Linked DNA regions of Homo sapiens: region 1 is linked to region 2. Evidence: chromatin contacts called from ENCODE Hi-C or POLR2A ChIA-PET data. All regions are on one chromosome and are shown on one strand. Each heading gives the region's core, a stretch centred on a gene start or an enhancer-like site at or near the end of the contact. The rest is flanking DNA. Distances are from core to core; before and after follow the strand shown. Region 1 overlaps ADAMTS4 (ADAM metallopeptidase with thrombospondin type 1 motif 4). Region 2 has its middle 51 kb from the start of VANGL2.

Region 1 (6,515 bases), core at 1,436-3,935, 730 kb before region 2:
AGGATCTGAGGTAAGGGAGCCAGGTGCCTCAAAATGGCAGAATACCTGATGCCTGAGGAGAGGGAGGGAATAAAACATCTGCATTTTCCCCTCTGGGCAAGGCGCCTTTGCTTGAGAAAGAATTTTGGGCTGGATGAGATGGTTCACACCTGTAATCCCAGTACTTTGGCAGGAGGATTGCTTGAGGCCAGGAGGTTGGGACCAACCTGGGCAACATAGAAAGATTCCATCTCTACCAAAAAAAAAAAAGATTGAAAAATTAGCCGGGCGTGGTGGCACCTGTAGTCCCAGCTACTTGGGAGGCTAAAATAGGAGGACTGCTTGAGCCCACGATTTCGAGGCTATGGTGAGCTACAATCATGCCACTATACTCCAGCCTGGGTGAGAGACCAAAACACCAACTCAAAAAAAAAAAAAAAAAAAAAAAAAGGGCCAGGCATGGTGGCTCACACCTGTAATCTCAGCACTTTGGGAGGCTGAGGTTCAAAACCAGCCAGGCCAACATGGTGAAACCCCATCTCTACTAAAAAAAAAATACAAAAAATTAGCCAGGTGTGGTGGCAAGCGCCTATAGTCCCAGCTACTCATGAGGCTGAGGCAGGAGGATCGCTTGAACCTGGGAGGTGGAGGTTGCAGTGAGCCGAAATTGCGCCATTGCACTCCAGTCTGGGCGATAGAGTGAGACTCCATCTCAAAAAAAAAAAAAAAAAAAAAAAGAACTTGGGCAGTCCTCTATGTGTCATGGATGGAACAGGGATGGGCAAGGGTGGTAGGTAGACCCTGCAAGAATTTGGAGTTTTGAGAGGCAGACGCAGGACTGCTAGGGATTGGGGAAGGTACTGGATGTGGGGTTGTGGGAGAAACTATAGGTAAAGAAGACCCTGAGGTTGAGGTGGAAGAGTGAAGAATGGGGGAACCAAAGGCACTTCACTCTGCCATAGCAGCCCCTAGCTGGGATGCCAAATACTGCTTGGAATGTGAAGCTGGGACTATGGGGTTGAGGCAGGCCATGGAGGTTGTAGTGGTTATATGTGCTATGCTTACTGGATCTGGGCTTTGCTAATCAAGTTCTGTACCAGGCAGTGCCTTATACAGCACCCTGTACTCTACACCAGCCAGCACAGCGCCTGCTTCCTCTGCAGCAATGAGAAAAGACTGCCCACACTCTCTTCTCTCCAGTAAACACGGTTCTCCCTGCTAGGCTTGGCCCCCTGGCCCTTCCTGTGGTCCTCCTACTAACCAGGCTGAAGAAGATGGAGACAAGACAATAGTGATCTTTACTCGTTTCATCTAGTTTGCAAAATGAGACCACAGATAGTATGTTTATGGACCTTGATACTATGAGTTGATGGTACAATGAGCAGAGTTCTGTGATAAGTAGATGTAAGGTACAAATACAAACAATATATACGACTGTCCTAAAGGGGTTCACACTGCATTCTGGGCAGGGGAGGTTGTATACTGCTCCCACTCCACCTTCCCCGCAAACAGAAGCAATGGGACAGTAAAAGGGACTAGAAGATAAGAGCCTAATGAGCCCTGAACTGAATGGACTATGAGGGTTATGGAGGGCTACCTTGGGCTGGGCCCTGGAGAACAGGTCATCATGATAGCCCTTCTCACTTTCCTTTAATGTTCATGGAGATACACTTTTTTTTTTGAGATAGGGTCTCCCTTTGTTGACCAGGCAGGAGTACAGTGGTGTGATCTTGGCTCACTGCAGCCTTGAACTCTCAGGCTCAAGCAACCCTCCCACCTCAACCTCCTGAGTACCTAGGACTACAGGCACGAGCTACCACACCCAGCTAATTTACTTTTTTTTTTGGTTGAGACGAGGTCTTATCATATTGCCCAGGCTGGTCTTGAACTCCTGGCCTCAAGGGATCTTCCCACCTCGATCTCCCAAAGTGTTGGGATGACCAGTGTGAACCACCATGCCTGGCCTTTTCTTTTGAGACAGTCTCGCTCTGTGGCTCAGGTTGGAGTGCAGTGGCACCATCATAACTTACTACAGCCTTGAACTCCTGGGCTCGAGTAATCCTCCCACCTCAGCCTCCTAAGTAGCTTGGACTACAGGTGTAGATTCACTTTTAAATCACTTTTCTGCCTGTTATTTTAAGAGAAAGCCCTTCGCTCACCAAGTAGGGTTCTCACTGGCATAAGTAAGTTTTTCTGAAAATGAGACTGAGCTTAGGGGCCACCTCTGTGATTGGGTAAGTAAGCAGGAGCTAGAGTGAAAGAGGGGCAGAGAGAGCTAGCTCATCGAAGAGAAGTGATGGGCATCTCAGCCCTCAATCCCAGGCAAGGCCTGACCCTTTTCTGGAATGGTCTCTGCCTTACCACACCTCCAAGACCCAGATTGTAGGTAGGCTTTACCTAATAGGAGTCCAACAAGTTCTTGCTAGGGATGGGATTGTGGGGGGGCACATATCTCCCTGTAAGAGCCACAGTGAGCTCTGTTTCCCATCTGCCTACTTATTGCCCTCGTGGGCCTGAGCTGGGGTGTAGATATATAAGGAGGAACAGAAACAGTAATAACAGGAAGTAAGGAGGCACTGAAACAATTCAAGTATCTGGTCCTGGAGATGAAAAGAGGAAATGGAAAAAGAAAAGGCATTGAATGACAAGGGATTAGAACCCTGTCCCTAGAGAAGTTCAAGAAGAGTTTGGACAACCATTTTATGAGATGGCAAGTGTTGTGCATGAGTATGTGTTTGAGGTGGGGGAGGAAGTTGAAGCAATAAGTTGGGCCAATTTCCTAAAGTCCCTTCTGCCCCTGAGATTCTCTGCTTCTGTGGTTCAAACAGAGGAAATCTGGACATTTGTCCAGCCACTATTTTTGTAATGGAGGTGGGACAGCCAGGGTTCCTGGAGTGTGCTGTGGAATCGGCATTTACACTTCTCTTCCATCTCTAGTCTCATTTCTGTAATCTTCATACAGTATTACAGTATTTTGTTTTCTAAAATACCAGATTGGCAGTAAGTGACAAAACTAGCATCTCATTGGTCAGGGCTTGTGGGGGAGGAAGGGAGAAGAAAGTGGATTTCAATGTATTAACATTTTATTGGCTGAGAGGATGTTTCTGAACCAATTGAGTACCTTCCCCATTGACTGTTGCTGGGGCCAAGCCAAAATCATTGGCACCACGAGAAACCAGATGACAGCTGGAGGAAACCACGAGTGCTAAAAATGCTCAGAAAGAGGGGGGTCAGGGAAGGCGGGGGAGCAACAACACTGAACAACTTCCCCAGGCAGGATCTTACATGGGGACAGACCCAGGGTACTTAAGTAGCATTAGGAAGGAAAGGGAGGGGAGGAAGTAGATTAAGTATCCCTCACAGTCTTGGCACAACAAACAGGCACCATACACCCACACCAACAGTGACACATTGACATAACACACATCCAACTTCACAGAGACACACTAGCACATTCTCTCTTTTTTTTAAAATTTATTTTATTATTATTATACTTTAAGTTTTAGGGTACATGTGCACAATGTGCAGGTTAGTTACATATGTATACATGTGCCATGCTGGTGTGCTGCACCCATTAACTCATCATTTAGCATTAGGTATATCTCCTAATGCTATCCCTCCCCCCTCCCCCCCTGCCTTTCTTTTTCTTCTTTTTTTTCTTAAGACAGATTCTCATTCTGTCACCCAGGCTAGAGTGCAATGGCGTGATCTCGGCTCACTGCAACCTCCACCTCCCAGGTTCAAGTGATTCTCCTGCCTCAGCCTGCCAAGTAGCTGGGATTACAGGTATGCACCACCATGCCCAGCTAATTTTTTGTATTTTTAGTATAGAGACGGGGTTTTCCATGTTGCCCAGGCTGGTCTTGAACTCCCGGGCTCAAGTGATCTGCCTGCCTCGGCCTCCCAAAGTGCTGGGATTACAGGTGTGAGCCAGGGTGCCTGGCCAACACATTCTGTTGATAATATAGATGCAAATAAGTAGTAGGGAGCGGAAAATGTAAGAATTTTCACCTGAAAATGGATCTGAAGAGTAAAAGATATTAATTGACCTAATCGTGCATTGAGAATTGACTGTTTATCCCATTTATTTGTTCAATAAATAAGCCAATGGGTTGTAAACATTGTAAACATTCCACAGCATGTGGAAAGGACATGGATTTTTGGAGTCAAATTGAATCTAAGCCTTGCTACTTACTTACCTGTAATGATGCAACCTTAATTACTTGATCTCTGTAAACCTCAGTTTCCTTACCTACAAAACGTTTGTACTATTACCTGCCTTATAGAGAGGTCCAGACTTAAGAATATGATGATGTAAATGTTTGGCACTGTGTCTGGCTTTTAGTAAGTGGTCAATAAAGGCCAGTTCTCCTTTCCTTATATCTCTTCCTTTGTCTGCTCCCTGACTTCTAACCCCTGCATTCACGTGAGAAAACAGTTATATCAAGGAACTGTCTAGGTCAGATCTAAGGGCCATTTTGTAAATTTGTGCAAAAAGTTCTGGCTTACATTGAAGGGATGATAAAAGGAAAGACATGGTCCTAATCCTCAGAGTTCACAATCTGGTGGCTGAGACAGTCAAGTAGGACAAAAATTTCAGACTTCTGTGATAGGTGCCATGATCAAGGAGGGGCACCTAGCACAGAATATGAGGCCACAGAAGTGTTTCTGGAGGAGGTGCCTGTCTCTCCTTCTAGAAGTGAGCAGTAAGGCTGGGCACAGTGACCCATACCTGTAGTCCCAGCACTTTGGGAGGCCAAGGTGGGAGGATCACTTGAGGCCAGAAGTTCAAGACCAGCCTGGGGGACATGATGAAACCTGGTCTCTACAAAAAATACAAAAAAAGGCAGGGTGCAGTGGCTCATGCCTGTAATCCCAGCACTTTGGGAGGCCAAGGCAGGTGGATCATGAGGTCAGAGTTCAAGATCAGCCTGGTTTGAGAATCTGGTCTCTGGTTCGAGACCAGACCAGGAGTTCGAGACCAGCCTAGTAGATAGAAGATGAAACCCCATAGCTACTAAAAATACAAAATTTAGCCAGCACGGTGGTGGGCACCTGTAATCCCAGCTACTTGGGAGGCTGAGGCAGAAGAATTGCTTGAACCTGGGAGACAAAGGTGGCAGTGAGCCAAGATCATGCCACTGCACTCTAGCCTGGGCATCAGAGCAAGACTCCATCTCAAAAAAAAAAAAAAAAAAAAAAAAAAAAAAAAAATTAGCCAGGTGTGCTTGTGCACGCCTGTAGTCCTAGCTACTCAGGGAATGGGGTGGGGGCTGAGGTGGGAGGATCACTTAAACTCAGGAGGTGGAGGCTGCAGTGAGCTGTGATTGTGCCACTGCACTCCAGCCTGGGTGACAGAATGAGAACTTGTTTCCAAAAAAAAAAAAGAAAGCTGTAAGACTGCAGGGAACCCATGGATGGTGGGAGGGTGTCAGGGGGGCATGATTTCTGTTTGCTAGGTCAGGTTCAGGTTCTTCTATGTTATACAAAACCAAAGTGAGGTAAAGAGGTAAAGAGAACAGACCAGAAAACCAGAAACTGGAGGATAATATGGTAAGAGAAAGAGCTGAGTGGGAGAGAGATCTGGAACAACAGTGTAGGCTGAGGGGAGTTGGAAGGGATAGTTTTGGGAAGAAATAACATCCAAGTAGAAAATGTTGAATGGAAGAGGGAGAGGAATATTTTTTTTTTTTGCAACAGAGTCTCCCTCTGTTTTCCAGGCTGGAGTGCAGTGGCGCCATCTCCACCTCCCAGGTTTAAGCAATTCTCTTGTCTCAGCCTCCCGAGTAGCTGGAATTACAAGCGTGTGCTGCCACACCCGGCTAATTTTTGTATTTTTAGTAGAGACAGGGTTTCACCATGTTGGTCAGGCTGGTCTCGAACTCCTGACCTCAGGTGATCCACCTGCCTCGGCCTCCCAAAGCGCTGGGATTACAGGCATGAGTCTCTGCGCTCGGCCGAGACAGAGGATTTTAAAGACATTGGGCTGTCCATTAAAATGTGCTCCTAATCCACTGCCCCTTTCCCCTGTCTCTGATATTTCCTTGAGAAATTAAGTAGAGATTTAAATTAGTTTTTGATTACTAAACTGGGTTTCTTCTATTGTGTTATGTGCCATGACTGGGCCAGTGTGGGCCCCAGGATTTATTCAGAATATTGAAAGACAGGATGTTGTGGTGGAAACCAGCATGTTAAAATTTAAGTTTTCAGAAACATAACAGTTCTAGGTGATGACTAAGTCCAGGGTGTGGCCAGGGTGAGACAGAGCAGAAGGGAAGGTTCTTGAAAACAGGGAGCTTACAAATTAATGTAAAGGAATGGCCAGAAGATAGTAGATAGGCCTTTGTGGTGGCTCACAGGAGGCTCACTTGAGGCCAGGAATTCAAGACCAGCCTGGGCAACAGAGTGAGACTCCGTCTCCACAAAAAACTAAATTAGCTAGGTACACACCTGTAGTCCTAGCTACTTGAGAGGTTGAGGCAGGAGGATCACCTTAACCCAGGAGTTCAAGGCTGCAGTGGGCTATAATCATGCCA
Region 2 (7,171 bases), core at 425-2,924:
CTTGCCTTTCAAAATGACTTAATTCTGGATTGTATATTTTCTCTTGGGCATTTTGCCTATAACAGAATGAACACCCATCCAGTAATGATGAGTTAAGAGTCGTGAATGAGTTATGGTTTCATGATGCAAAGAGTCAGGAATCATAACTTAATGAGATGATAGTTCAGAAATTGTCCTTTTTTCCAGTGCTAGTGATAAATATCAAGTATTGTTTTGATCATCAGCAATCAGGGATGTGGCAGAGGAATTTCAAAGGGGAAGAATTTGTGCTAGAACTCAGAGTCAGGCAAAACTGATAGTACGAATCAGGGCGTATAGTAGTTGAAAGCATACTGAAGTTGACTATTGGGAAATTGAGGGCTAGGCCAGCTCCACACAGTTGCGCAAGTTTGAGACTCATTCTTCCCTCTGGACCTCAGTTTCTTCATATTGGGATGTTAGCTAAATGACTCCAAAAACCCTTCCAAGTCTAACCACCTGTGATTCTACAAGTGTGACTGAATTCAGGCTAGTCTTATACTGCCTCCGTCTACCTCACTCTTCTTCATCTGACTAGTTACCAGCAGGGAAATCCCTCCAACCCCAAAATAACCATTATTTTCATAATTCAACTATTAAAATGAATAAATTTTAAGTTTGAAAATCTCTCTTCAAACTGTATATATTGTATAATGTCATTGAAAAGGCAAAACTATAATGACGGAGAAGTCATCAGTGGTTGCCAGAGTTGCAGGTGGGGAGAGAGGATGACTACAAATTGGTAGCACAAGGGAATTTTTGAGGGTGATGAAACTGTTCTGCATCTTGATTGTGAGGGTGGTCACAGGACTATATGCATTTGCAAAAATCCATGAAACTATATACCACAAAGAATAAGTTTTACTGTATGTAAATTTAAAACTAACTAAATAATTTTTTAAAATAGGGCAACAGCTTTGGTAGTGATTTACATCCATGTTTAAGTGTGCATCATTTTAATATATTCTAGATAATTTTCCAGGTATTAAATTTAACTTCTTATTTGAATATCTAGCCTCTTAAAAGTGTATAAATTATTAGCATACACTTTAAACCTATATAATGTATGTTTTAAAATAAATACATTGTTTTCAAAATATGGCAGTTATAGTCTTAAGAGACTTTCTAAAAACAGATTTATTGAGGCATAATTCCCATACCATGAAATCATTGGTGTGAAGTATTCAGTTCAACGATATTTAGTAAATGTATCCAGTTGGACAACCATCACCACAGTCTAATATTAGAACATTTCACCATCCCAAAAAGATCCCTCATGCCCATTTTCAGTTTAGGAGACTCATAAAAGTAGAAGAGCAGTCAATCTGCTAGTAAATTTGCTAACACAGAATCACGACATTTTTAGTGTCGGAAAGCTCTTAAGGCCACCTTAAACTCCCATCACCTGTTTAAATGCCTCTGTAACACGTCTGATGGGTAGTTACCCAGCCTAGCTAGACAACGTCCGGTGATATCAGCGACTGTCTTGTTTAACACTCATTTCATCCTCGGCCAGATCTATTTATTACACAGTTATTCCTCACTTTGAAGCACTGAGGCTTTATATGAGTAATCCCCCATACACTCTGAGAACTACATTAGTATCCAAGAAAGGTGGCAGGAAATGTTTAAAAGGAATTATTTTTGAGCATTTGAGGTTCAAACAGAAAGCTGATATAAGTAAAAGAAGCCTGCCAGCTTTAAAGCAGAAGCAAAGGCCAAGGGAATTGAGTACAGCATTCAAAGATGGGCTGGCACTGGTGGATGGCTATGGAGCATGTTCTGGGTAAAGGACAAAGAGCAACAGAGTAAAAAGTTAGGAGACATCAATGGGAAAGTCCAAGGGACCGCATAAAACCGTTCAAGGCAGCACTTTGATATCAACCGTGTCAAGAGGCCCTATCGGTAAAGTAGACCAAAATCACTAAAACTAAGATTATTTACATTTTGGTATATAATATCTTATTCTGGCCCGGCATGGTGGCTTACGCCTGTAATCCCAGCACTTTGGGAGGCCGAGGTGGGTGGATAACTTGAGGTCAGGAGTTCGAGACCAGCCTGGCCAACATGGTGAAACCCCATTTCTACTAAAAACACAAAAATTAGCCAGGCATGGTGGCGCATGCCTGTAGTCCCAGCTACTCGGGAGGCTGAGGCATGAGAATCGCTTGAACCTGGGAGGCAGAGGTTGCAGTCAGCCAAGATCACACCACTGCACTCCACCCTGGGCGATAGAGTGAGATGCTGTCTCAAAAAAACATATCTTATTCAGCAAATTTACTCACTTTTTACTAAGTTGATAATAACTTGCATGATTGATCCTTGTGTATTACATTGGGTGAGTGAAAAGACAGAAGGAGAAGTCATAATCCTGTAAACCACCAAGAAATGCAAGGACAGGCCGGACGCGGTGGCTAATGCCTGTCATCCCAGCACTTTGGGAGGCCGAGGCGGGTGGATCACCTGAGGTCAGGAGTTTGAGACCAGCCTGGCCAACATGGTGAAAACCCGTCTCTACTAAAAATACAAAAATTAGCCGGGTGTGGTGGTATGCCCCCGTAATCCCAGCTACTCAGGAGGCCAAAGCAGGAGAATCGCTTGAACCCGGGAGGCGGAGGTTGCAGTGAGCTGAGATCGGGCCACTGCACTCCAGCCTAGGCGACAGAGCGAGACTCTGTCTCAAAAAAAAAAAGAAAGAAAGAAAGAAAGAAATGCAAGGATAGCAAATATGCTAGGTGCCTGGAAAATTACAATCTGGAAACAAAATTACCAAGGCTGGATTTATGATCCCAGTCCTCAAGCATTTCACAGTCCAGAACTTCTTTAGAGACAACATGGTATCATGGGAGGAATACTGGAGTAGATGCAAGAAGGCATGTTCCCTGATAGTGTACTTGTGTGTGATCCTGGCCAAGTCTTCTAACTTCTCTGAACCTGAGCTTTTTAATTTGTACAATGAGGATTAGGAAAGGTAAACGAGACAGCTGGTAATATCTGTTCTAAAATTCTGATTGTGTGCCCCTGGACAAACACAACTATTCCTTGTCATTTTTGCCTCCTTAGTAGGTAGGTTGTAAGAGTCAAGTGAGATGTGTGTGAAAGGTCTTTGAAACCTTAAGAAGCTATGCAAATAAGATGTGGCAGAGTGGATGCCTAGTGAATGCCTATACAGTTGTTTCCATTTAAAAGATACTTTATTATTTACAGGTATAATATCTGATGTGATCTTCCCAACAAGTTTATAAAGTGAGGTAGCTATTGATATCCTCATTTGCTAGTGGAGGAAACAGGTTCAAAGAAGACGTATTGTTTTAAGCTTCAAAGTGACCCCAGGGGCAGACTGGGTGGCTCTTCGCCCTTTCTCATAAACTTCTCATCAACTCTCATCAACTAAGAGTCCTCTTTTCCATTTCCTCCTTAGATACATCAGCGCTGTTCTACCCAAAGCAGGAAGAAATCAAATATTTACTTAGTACTCACTCTAAATAGTCTCTGTAAGAGAAACTGGAGCTATGGAAAGGAAAACCAAAAAGATATTTAGATACATATAGTCACACAGAAAGATGGTGACAGAGTCTCATTTGAATTTTAGAAGTGAAAGAGATAGTGTAGCTCATGTAGCCCAACAAATAAGAAAACTGAGAACAGGATCACACAAAAAATAGCTAAAGAAAGGATGGAGAACCTCTTGCTTCCAGCTTAGTATGCAACTTCTGCAGGTACTACTCCTTTAGTTCACTGCCCAAATTATTTGCTTAGTGACTTGAATTTTCTCCTTCTTCTCCCCAGGTATCAAAGCCTGAGAGTCAACTATTCATAACAGTTACCAAACACGCAGCTCTGATTTGCATGACTTGGGACGAGGCCACCGATGGGGACACAGCATCCAAGGGGACTTACAAGGCATGAATGGGTAGTCTGACTAGAGTTAAATCAAGGAAGTTAAGAGATAATACTGATTACACTGTAGTGTTTTCATGATACTACATCTGTAAAATAACCACATAGAAAAAATAAACGGAGGAGAGAACAAGTACATAAAGTTAATCATCAATTGTTCTCAAAAGTGAACAGGGGACAGTGATTACCCCACTGGAAAAAGCCACGGAAAACTGATACATAACAAAGATAGCAATGCGTATCAGTAGGAAAACAATGGATTTTTAAAAATAAATCACACTGGAACAACTAGACCTCCTCCCACTACCTGACGCCATACACAAAACTCAATTCTAAGAGTATGAAAGACCTCAATGTAAGAGACAAAAATACAAAGATTTTAAAAGGCAATATAGGAGAATATCTTCATGATCTTGGCATAAAAAAGGATTTCTTAAACAAGACATAAAAAGCACTAATCATACACATACATTAAATTTTTAAAAATCCTTTTACTTAAAGAAACCATAAAGAAAGTAAAAACCAAGCCACAACTGGGAGCAGATATTTACAGTATATGTAACTGACAAAGGACTAATATCCAGAAACATGTAATGAATTCCTGTGAACACACACACACACACACACACACACACACACAGAGAGAGAGAGAGAGGGAGACACATGAACAGCATTTCCCAAAGGGCAAAGAGGAAATCCAAATGATCACTGAAGATACGTAAAATTGTTCACCCTCTTTAATAATCCAGGAAATGTACATTAAAATCACAGCGAAGGATCACTACACACCCCTAGATGACAAACACATTAAAATTAATAACGCCAAGTGTAAGAGAGGATGTGGAGCAATGGAAACTTGGTACCTGCTGGGTGCAGAGTCATTTAGTGTAAATGGTTTAGCTTTGTCTTCCACTCAGTAAATCTACCCATAAATATGTACACTAGACTTGGAGGGATTTCTGCCATCTGCACCGGGAGACACATGTAGGAATGTTCACGGGAGTGTTGTGCTAATTAGCTAAAACCCAGAAACAACCAAAATGCTCTTCAACAGTAGAATGAATAAGTACACTGTGATTTATTCACAGAACGGAATATCATACAACAACAATAAAAACTATAGGCCAGGCGCAGTCGTTCACACCTGTAATCCTAGCACTTTAGGAGGCCAAGGTAGGCGGATCACGAGGTCAAGAGATCAAGACCATCCTGGCCAATATGGTGAAACCTCGTGTCTACTAAAAATACGAAAATTAGCTGGGCGTGGTGGCATGTGCCTGTAGTCCCAGCTACTTGGGAGGCTGAGGCAGGAGAATCATTTGAAGGCAGAGGTTGCAGTGAGCCGAGATAGTGCCACTGCACTCCAGCCTGGCAATAAAGCAAGACTCCATCTCAAAAAAAAAAACAAAAACAAAAAAACAAACAAAAAAAACCCTATAAATGCATACCCACAGCTTAGCTCCCACTTAAAAGTGAGAACATGCAGTATTTGGTTTTCTGTTCCTGAGTTACCTCGCTTAGGATAGTGGCCTCCAATTCCATCCAAGTTTTTTCAAAATACATTACTTCATTCTTTTTTATGGCTGAGTAGTATTCCGTGGCATGTATATACACCATTTTCTTTATCCACTCATTGGTTGATGGGCACTTGGGTTGATTCCTTATCTTTGCAATCATGAATTGTGTTGCAATAAACATACATGTGTAAGTGTCTTTATTAATATGACTTATTTTCCTTCCTACTGGGTAGACACCCAGTAGCGGAATTGCTGGATCCAAGTGTAGATCTAGTTTAGTTGTTTAAAATATCTCTAGATCTGATAAATGAATTCATCAAATCTTAAGGTTACAAAAATTAATGTATACAAGTCAATAACACTGCTATACACCAACACAACCAAGCTGAGAATCATATCAGGAGCTCAATCCTATTTACAATAGCTAGCAAAAAAAAATACCTAGGAATATACTTAACCAACAAGGAGAACCACAAAACACTGCTGAAAGAAATCATAGATGACACAAACAAACATCTCATGCTCATGGATTGGAAATCTAAGAGAGTGGTGTAATGGACATTGGAGACTCACAAAGGGGGAAGTTGGGATGAGAATAAGGGATGAAAAATTATCTATTGGGTACAATGTACACTAATTTGGGTGATGGATACACTGAAAGCCCAGACTTCACCACTCTACAATTCATCCATGTAACTAAAAAGCACTGGTACCCCCAAAGCTATTGAAATAAAAATCAATTAATTAATTAAAACTATAAATGCATGCATCAGTCTGGAAAATCTCATAAACCTAATATTGAATGAAAAAAGCAACTTGAAAAAGAACACTTGCAGTATAACCCATTTATATAAAGACATAAACAAGCAAAACTAACTATATTCTGTAAGGATGCCAACACAGTTGTTAAACTACAAAGAAAAGAAATGATTATCACAAAAGTCAGCATAGTATTATCTACAGAGGGCAAGGAGGAGGAGGAGGGGCACATAGAGGGCAATGCTCTACTCTTTAAACTGTGTGCTGCTTATATTAGGGTTTGCTTAACTTTAAACTAGTTCATTAAACCAGGATATAGTAGTTCATTAAATAGGTTCATTAAATATGAATGAATTGGCTGGGCATGGTGGCTCATGCCTGTAATCCCAGCACTTTGGGAGGCCAAGGCGGGTGGATCACTTAAGGTCAGGAGTTTGAGACCAGCCTGGCCAACATGGTGAAACCCTCTCTCTACTAAAAATACAAAAATTAGCCAGACATGGCAGCGCATGCCTGTAATTCCAGCTACTCGGGAGGCAGAGGCACAAGAATCGCTTTAACCCAGGAGATGGAGGTTGCAGTGAGCTGAGATCACATACTGCACTCCAGCCTGGGTGACAGAGCAAGACTCCTTCTCAAAAAAAAAAAAAAAAATATATATATATATATATGTGTGTGTGTGTGTATATATATATATATGCATATGAATGAATTAATATAGTTCATTAAAATACAATATGGTATATTAAATCATGAAGTTGCTATTGTTACGTGCCAAATCTGAGCAAATATTGACAATTTCACATGCATGGTTCAACAAAAACTGAATGTGTGTGTTCATCCAATATAGTCTGTGTATGACATATTTCACAATAAAAGAATGAAAAAAGCAAGAAACAATCACTGGATAAAAGTCAGGAAACCCAGGTTCTAAGGTAACGAATTGGATTCTAACCTGAGTTATAATACCACACAGG

Evidence for each region. Hi-C counts contacts between places; a loop is a spot of excess contacts on that map. ChIA-PET counts read pairs that join two places held with the same protein, here RNA polymerase II (POLR2A). Pooled maps may share reads with other maps.
Region 1: a loop to region 2 is called in a pooled map, with 2.5 times the contacts of the local background. The contact joins two enhancer-like sites. A Hi-C loop is called at or near these places in 3 of 50 pooled maps. POLR2A ChIA-PET finds 5 or more read pairs at or near these places in 2 of 52 experiments (HEK293T and activated B cell).

Annotation. Positions count from the first base shown.
Region 1 is chr1:161,182,146-161,188,660 of GRCh38, reverse strand. It overlaps ADAMTS4 (ADAM metallopeptidase with thrombospondin type 1 motif 4), which reads left to right. Exons shown (of 9, transcript NM_005099.6): 9 at 1-4,359. Among named protein-coding and RNA genes, the nearest start is that of B4GALT3, 7.9 kb to the right of the region's middle. RefSeq lists enhancers at 2,893-2,942, 3,713-3,912, 6,237-6,296. Within about 2 kb of position 2,685, at least 19 of the 41 ENCODE cell types and tissues checked have a DNase peak (open chromatin) inside an H3K27ac peak, as active enhancers do.
Region 2 is chr1:160,447,998-160,455,168 of GRCh38, reverse strand. No RefSeq gene overlaps it. Among named protein-coding and RNA genes, the nearest start is that of VANGL2, 51 kb to the right of the region's middle. RefSeq lists an enhancer at 1,727-1,776. Within about 2 kb of position 1,674, at least 2 of the 41 ENCODE cell types and tissues checked have a DNase peak (open chromatin) inside an H3K27ac peak, as active enhancers do.